Linked DNA regions of Homo sapiens: region 1 is linked to region 2. A link is an interaction called in ENCODE POLR2A ChIA-PET data of the cell type or tissue named here. Cell type or tissue: OCI-LY7. All regions are shown on one strand.

Region 1 (4,000 bases), 140 kb before region 2:
CTGCTATGAAAGCTGTATGTAATTCTCTGCTGGGAGTGGGTAAGAATTAGGGGAATTGTTCTGGTGGTCTTTCATACTGCAGTGGGAGCATTCTGATGGTCAATACACATCTTCGTGCAATAATATTTTATTGGGACAAGATGGGTGGTAGGATTATGAGTAGATTACCCCTTTCCAAAACCACATTGGCTGTTATCCCACCCAATATACATTGGATTCCACTACAGCTATAAGCAGTTCCGTTATAGGATTTCAAAATGTGTCCTAAATGTAGAGTTTGAGAGATTGAGAGTTGTGCTCCTTTATAGTTCATTCTCCCCTTTATATAACACAACATTTGCAAGACCTCACTGGTTGAGCCTTCAGATTGTATCCCGGTAATCACTATTTTATTTTCCAACTCTTGCCTTCTCTCCTATACTTTTCCTCTTCCCCTTGTGGTTGCTCTTTTGAAGCCCTCAACCCTCAGTACATCACCGTTTTCTTTAAGAAACAACTATTCTCGGCCAGGCACAGTGGCTCACACCTGTAATCCCAGCACTTTGGGAGGCCGAGGCGGGTGGATCACGAGGTTAGGAGATCAAGACCATCCTGGCTAACATGGTGAAACCCCATCTCTACTAAAAATGCAAAAACAAAAATTAGCCAGGCATGGTGGCGGGCGCCTGTAGTCCCAGCTACTCGGGAGGCTGAGGCAGGAGAATGGCGTGAACCTGGGAAGTGGAGATTGCAGATAGCGCCACTGCACTCCAGCCTGGGTGACAGAGCGAGACTCCATCTCAAAAAAAAAAAAAAAAAAAAGAAACAACTATTCTCATTGCACTTCTTTCTTGAATCTTGCAAACTGCACTGCTTCGGGTGCAGCTAAATGCAGTCAGTGAAGTCTGTCTACTCCTTCACTGATCCCTCAAAGGGAAAAGGAGAACTCTTGTCATTTGCATCCTTGCATATATGTACATAGGTGAGTGCATGAGAGAAAGCTATAATATATATAACATATAATATATATTTTATATATTTTATATATTTTTATATATAATTAAATTAAGCAAAAAGCCATTGATTGACCTGAGGCAACCTAACTTTGTATACAAACAAACTGAATTCCAACCTAGGAGTATATTTTTTGTAACAAATAGCTGAGATTCAGCCAATCACAAAAACCGAATTTATCACACTATACCCAAACAAGGCAAAAACCTAGCTGGAGCCAACCAGATGATTTCTCTGCTTTCTATAATAGCTAACTGCTCATGCTGCTGGTTGGAGCTCTCTGAACCTCTTCTGGTTCCAAGTGCTGCTCAATTCATGAACTGTTCTTTGCTCAAATAAACTCTTAAATTCCAACTGTCTAAAGTTTTAGCAATATAACACATACACACACACATAGCTATATGTGTATATGTGTATAGGATATAGATACATATAAATATACGGTTTGCCCCTGTGATTTTTTTTTCTTCTTTAGAAGACCACCAGTTCTATTCTACCCTGGAACGCATTAGTAAATAATGCTCATTTTCCTGAAGACTGTAAGGAAAGATTAGAGAAAGATTTTATATCACCACACAGCATTTGAAAAAATTTAAATCTCTATAAGATAGTTCTGTTCTTCCCCAAAATCTCTCTAGTTCCCTCAACACTCTTTTCTATCAATACATATTAAGTGCCTCTGGTTATCTATTGTTGCATAACAAACTAGCCTAAAACTTAGAAACTTAAACACCTTGTTATAATTCATGTCTTAGTCCATTTTCTATTGCTTATTAACAGAATACCTCAAACTGGCTAATTTATAAGAAAAGAAATTTATTTCTTACAGTTATGGAGGCTGAGAAGCCCCAGGTCAAAAGGTCACAACTGGTGAGAGCCTTCTTGCTGGTGGGGACTTTCTGCAGAGTCCCAAGGTGGCACAGGGAATCACGTGGTGAAGGGCCTAACATGCTAGCTCAGGTCTCGCTTCCTCTTTTTATAAGGCCACCAGTCCCACTCCCGATGACTCATTGATATGGTTTGATCTGTATTCCCGCCCAAATCTCATGTCAAATTGTAATCCCCAATGTTGAAGGTGGTGCCTGGTGGGAGATGATTGGATCATGGGGGTAATCCGTCATGAATGGTTTAGTGCCATCCCCTTGGTGCTGTTCCCGTGATAGAGCTCTCATGACATCTGGTCATTTAGAAGTATGCAGCACCTCCCCACTCTCTCTTGCTCCTGCTCCCACCATATGAGATGTCTTGCTCCCCCTTTGCCTTCCACCATGACTGGAAGTTTCCTGAGGCCTCCCCAGAAGCAGAAGCCACTTTGCTTCCTGTACAGCCTGCAGAACTGTGAGCCAATTAAACCTCTTTTCTTTATAAATTACCCAGTCTCAGGTATTTCTTTACAGCAATGTGAGAATGGACTAATACACCTATTAATCCATTAACCCATTAATCTACTAATCCATGGGTGGATTAATCCATACATGAAGGCAGAAGCCCAATGACTCAATCACCTTTTTAAATTTGTTTTTGAGACAGGGTCTTACTCTGTCACTCAGGCTGGAGTGCAGCAGTGCAATCACAGCTCACTGCAGCCTTGACCTCTTGGGCTCAGGTGATCCTCCTACCTCAGCCTCCTGAGTAGCTGGGACTACAGGCACCACCACCATGACCCGCTAATTTTTGTATTCTTTGTAGAGACAGGGTTTTGCAATGTTGCCCAGGCTGGTATTTAACTCCTGGACTCAACTGATCCTCCTGCCTTAGCATCCCAAAGTGTCAGCCACTGCACCCAGCCTCAACCATCTCTTAAAGGACTCACTTCTCAATATTCCCACAATGGGAATTAAATTGCAACATGAGTTTTGGAGGGAAAAAATATCTAAGTCATAGCATTCCACCCCTGACCCCCCAAAACTCATGTCCTTTTCATATACAAATACATTCATTCCTTCTCCATAGCCCCAAAGCTTTAACTCCAACACCAACTCAAAACTCCAAAGTCCAAAGTCTCATCTGTGAGCATGTGAAATTAAAGCAACTTTTCTACTTTCAAGATACAATGGAGGCCGAGTATGGTGGCTCACACCCGTAATCCCATCACTTTGGAAGGCCAAGGCAGAAGGATCACTTGAACCCAGGAGTTTGAGACCAGCTTGCATAACGTAGTTAGACCCTGTCTCTATAAAAAATAATATTTTTTAAAAATTAGCCAGTTGTGGTGGCACTCAACTGTAATCCCAGCTACTCAGGAGGCTGAGGTGGGAGGATCGCTTGAGCCCAGGAGGTCAAGACTGCAGTGAGCCATGATCATGCCATTGTACGCCTTCCTAAGTGACAAAGTGAGGCCCTGTCTCAAAAAAAGTGACTTTAAAAAAGAAAGAAAGAACGCTACAATGGTGGTACAGGAATAAGACAGACATTTGCATTCCAAAAGAGAAAAGTAGGCAAAGAAAAGAGTATCAGGCCCCAAGCAAGTCGGAAACCCAGCAGGGTAAACATTAAACCTTAAAGCTGAAGAATAATTGCTTTTGACTCCATGTTCTACCTACTGAACACACTGGGGCAAGGTTGAGCCCCCAATGCCTCAGGTAACTCTACCCCTATGGCTTTGCTGGGTGCAACCCACATAGCTGCTTGTATGGATTGAAGTCCAGTGCCTGAAACTTTCCCAGGTGGATGTTGCATGTTGCCGGTGACTCCATAGTTCCAGGGTCCTGGAAGCGGTCCTGCTTCCACAGTTCCACTTAGGCATTACCCTGGTGGGAACTTTCTGCCGCAGCCCCAGACCCACATTTCTGCTCAGCATTGCTCTAGTGGGGCTCTCTGTGGTAGCACCATACCTGTGACAAGTCTATGCTTGGGGCCCCAGGCTTTCAGTGACATCTTTTGAAATCTGGGTGGAGGTTGCCAAGCCTCCACCGCTTTTGATTTTTTCAAGCCTGCAGAATTAGCACCATGTGGATGCAACTAAGGCATACCTGGGATAAATCCCACTTAGTCATAGTGTATGATG
Region 2 (4,000 bases):
ATGCTTCTTTGACTTTTTTTCATTGTTCGGTTGACTTTCAGCTTTCTGGAGTGACAAAGCAGCAGTGATGGGTGCTATTCCTGGTTCTGTGGTGGTTTACTTTGTCTACTAAGTGATTTACTTTCAAACCTCATTACAGATAATCTTACTAAAAGACTTAACATGCACACTGCTAAAAGGTGTTTTACTGTTTTCCATTAACGCTGTTGTATGAACAATATTTGGTGACATGTTGTCTTTTTGTCCTGTAGATTGTCATATCTGTTATGTAGTTATCCTTTTGGCAAGTCCTTTGATTTTTTTTTCCTCTAGAAAATCCTCAGACTGTCAATCTTCCATATTTTGAATATTATAATGCTGTGGCCATTTCTATAGAAAGATTACTTGCAAGTGTGTGTCTTGAAAATAACCTCTTGTATTTGTGTGTTTATGTGAGTTCTGTCTAAGAGATCAGATAAGCTCTGGAAGCTTCATCATCTGTACCTACATGTAACTGTATCTGGGTTACATGGGCAGGCGGTACCAAGTCCTGCTCTTCGATGGGGTGGCTGAGAGATAAAGGTTCCTGAACTCTCCTTGCTGTGTATGCACCACATCTGTACTTCAGAGAGGTGGAAAATCATCTACAACACTGCGTTTCTTGTGGTTGTGCTGTTACTGGTATAAAGTCAAGTGCCTTCAATGCTAAAGGCTCAGAAATTTTTCTTAAACTGATTTCATGTCCTATGCAAGTGTTTTCTACAACCTGCATAACCAGTACTTTGTAAAACTTGTTTACGCTTCAATTGTACATAGTGATTTTTAAAGAAATATATAGTATTTTTATTTAGGTACCTCCAAACTTGAATTCGTCTGTGTGAAGCATTGTAAAACGATACATTTCTCTTTTGAGTACCATTACAGTTGTACAGAGGTTTTCACTGCTTCTATTTTTCTACTGTTACTGATAAGCATGTAACACTGACTTTATCCTACATATAGTTGGCATTTCAAATAAATGGCTTGTATAGAATCTGCTGAGTTGGATACAGTCTGTTTTAGCAGTGGAGCATACAGTCTTCAATTATAGAAGTCATTGCACCCCTGGAGGGTAGAATTGGGAGGTTTTCTAGGTTGATTTTCTCTGTTTCTAGGATTTCAATCATTCAGAGGCATTTTATCATCATCATCATCATCGTTTTCTCGGAAATCACACATTTTATTCTGAATCATCAAGTTCATTATTTTCTATTATTTCATTGAGACATTTCTGAGAAATTTTATTTTACAAATTTGAGCGGAAAGTTCCTCTCACAGGGGTCTTCAGGATTGCAGGAAGCTCAGCATGGCACCCACGTGAACCAGGCACCTGGATGTGTCCTGCTCTTCAGGGCCCTTCGAGGGTCAGAGACCTGGCCTAGATTCTGAGCTTTGCCTTTGCTTTCACACCCAGGCTCAGTAATATTTTCAATTTCAAAAGGAAATGAGATCATGGTCTAGAGTCTAGGATTCTGGAAAAAAAAAAAAAAAACGCAAAATGGAAAGTTTTCTAATTTCCATTTTTTAAAATTGCTACAAAAGAGCTCTTATTTTGTTTTTTATTTTTCAGACAATGTCTTGCTCTGTCACCCAGGCTGGAGTGCAGTGGTGTGATCACAGCTCACTACAGCCTCAATTTCCAGGCTCAAATGATCCTCCCACCTCAGCCTCCCGAGTAGCTGGGGCTACAGTCAGTGTTACACCACTATGCCTGGCTCATTTTTAAAATTTTTTGTAGAGACAGAGGAGGGGGTCTCACTACGTTACCTAGGATGGTCTCAAACTCCTGGGCTCAAGTGATGCTCCCACCTCAGCCTCCCTAAATGTTAGGATTATAGGCATGAGCCACTGCAACCAGCGAGCTCTTTAAAATGTTTTTTATCATTTCAGTGCCAAATTCTGTCCTAGCATCTCACTCTTCATGCCTTACTAACAAGTTATTGCTTTATAGTTTGTAACCATCTTAGGTTTAACAGAAGGGTATAAAGATAAAATAAAATCTAAGGTTTCTGTGGGTGAGCTTCTTAAATCTAAACAAGAAAATTGAATAAATCAACATTCATTTCTGTACTTGTGGATTATTCCTGGAAAAATGAACTCGGGCTAGCTTCCCAAGCCACTTTAGGCTTTACCTCTCCTCAATCCATTAGGGAATATTTCTTGAGTCCACTCCTCCCGGAGTCTGGGAATATGGAGCAGCAGACCAAACAGACAGGAACCCCAGTCTCAGAAACTCACCTCTAGCTGGAAATGACTTTTGTCCTAAAAACAAAACAAGGCCAGGTGCGGTGGTTCGAGCCTGTAATCCCAGCACTTTGGGAGGCTGAGGCAGGTGGATCATGAGGTCAGGAGATTGAGACCAACATGGTGAAACCCCATCTCTACTAAAAATAGAAAAATCAGGTGGGCGTGGTGGTGCGTGCCTGTAGTCCCAGCTACTCGGGAGGCTGAGGCAGGAGAATCGCTTGCACCTGGGAGGCGGAGGGTGCAGTGAGCCGAGATCATGCCATTGCACTCCAGCCTGGCAACAGAGTGAGACTCCATCTCAAAACAAACAAAAAATACAGGGCAGTTATCACAGCTAAGGGGAAGACCAGCTTGAAATGGACCAGGAATGAAAACAGGAGGAGAAATGCTGGAAGCAGCACTAACACTAAACAATGTAATCTTTTCTAATCCCTCATTGAGTTAGGAACTCCTTCCTTTGATCCTCTGTGAATTAAGTACTATTATTTGTGCCATTTTACAAAAGAGAAAAGCCCGGAGATACTGAGCACCTTGTCCAAGGTCACACAGCTAGAAAGTTGGCAGAACTTGGGCTCAAACCCAGGTAGCCTGGCTCCAGAACCCCAGTCCTCAGCCGTTGTGTTGTTCTGCGCATCAGGAAGTCCGGTGGTCCGGGCGGGGTGGGGGGGACTCTAATGTGCAACAGGTGGAAGCAGGTTCAAGGATGGCAATCAGTTGTTCATCCAGTCCGTTTTTCCGAACATTGCTAGATGCTGAGACAGCAGAGTCATGAACAAAACAGTCACAGTCCCACTCAAAAACTGTTTGAGTTTCCAAGAAGAAAAGACATTGAAGAACTACACAGGTAAGGCTCGATGTCTAACTGGTCCCAGGGGTGGGAAGGCTTTGTGTGGGAGTGACCTTGAAGGTGCAGGTGAAGGAAGAGACGAGCAACAGGGTGAGGAGTGGGGAGGGAGGGCTCCATGGAGAGACCAAGCCTGGACAGAGCTCAGGGGAGTGAGAGGGGGTGTGGGACCCTCCTAGGGCAGGGTGAGGCTTCTGAAGTTGGCTATAATGGCAACTCAAAAGCTACTAGGGCTGGGGTGGTTCACCAGATTTGCATGTTCCAAATCACTCTGGCTATTGCATGGGAAGTGGTTGAAAAGAAGCAGGAGTAGATTGAGAGGTCCAGACGGGAGGCTGCCGTAGCCGTCCAGGGGAGAGCTGCAAGCAGCCAACAAAGAGAACAGATTCGGAATCTGCTGACGGTGCCGTGTCTGCGTGACTAGGTGCTTGCTCAGTGTGGGAAAGGAGGGGGAGCCAGCTCTGGGGGGAAGATGGCGTTAGTGTTGGTCATGTTGACGCGGGAATGATTGCCAGGCAGCCAACTACTAGGTGGCAACTAGGTGTCAGCTGGGAGTCAGAGGAAAGGATTCTAGCTGGAGGCTGTGTGGGGGTTGTCCACATATATGGGTGGCACTTACAGCCTTAGGAGTAGATGGTGTGATTAGGGGAAAGGTTTAAAGGAAGATGAAAGAGGGCCTGGATGATGAACTTGGGGGACTCCAACCTTTCCAAGCCAGCTGGAGGGAGTTGCTGGCCAAGGGCAGCCTAGCAGACAGAAAGAAAACCAGCAGTGTGCTGCACAGAAGACCAGGCTGGGACAACTTGAGAAAAGAGGGAATGTGATCTTTAGAATAAATGAAGTGAAAGAAGCAGTATACAAAATAATGCATCCATATGCTCCCACTTGGAG

The links. ChIA-PET counts read pairs that join two places held together with the same protein. Peaks named below come from ENCODE experiments on the same cell type or tissue, not always from the same donor. Only the 100,000 strongest peaks of a DNase experiment are listed, where the experiment ranks them.
Region 1: POLR2A ChIA-PET joins it to region 2 with 6 read pairs; 3 of 35 experiments call an interaction of 5 or more read pairs at or near these places.

The regions. Positions count from the first base shown.
Region 1 is chr14:93,373,898-93,377,897 of GRCh38, reverse strand. It overlaps a transcript of UNC79 not described here. Among named protein-coding and RNA genes, the nearest start is that of COX8C, 29 kb to the right of the region's middle. In OCI-LY7, no CTCF peak of the experiment used is centred here; a DNase peak (open chromatin) is centred at 1,937.
Region 2 is chr14:93,234,562-93,238,561 of GRCh38, reverse strand. It overlaps BTBD7 (BTB domain containing 7), which reads left to right. Exons shown (of 11, transcript NM_001002860.4): 11 at 1-1,012. Among named protein-coding and RNA genes, the nearest start is that of UBR7, 29 kb to the right of the region's middle. In OCI-LY7, no CTCF peak of the experiment used is centred here; no DNase peak of the experiment used is centred here.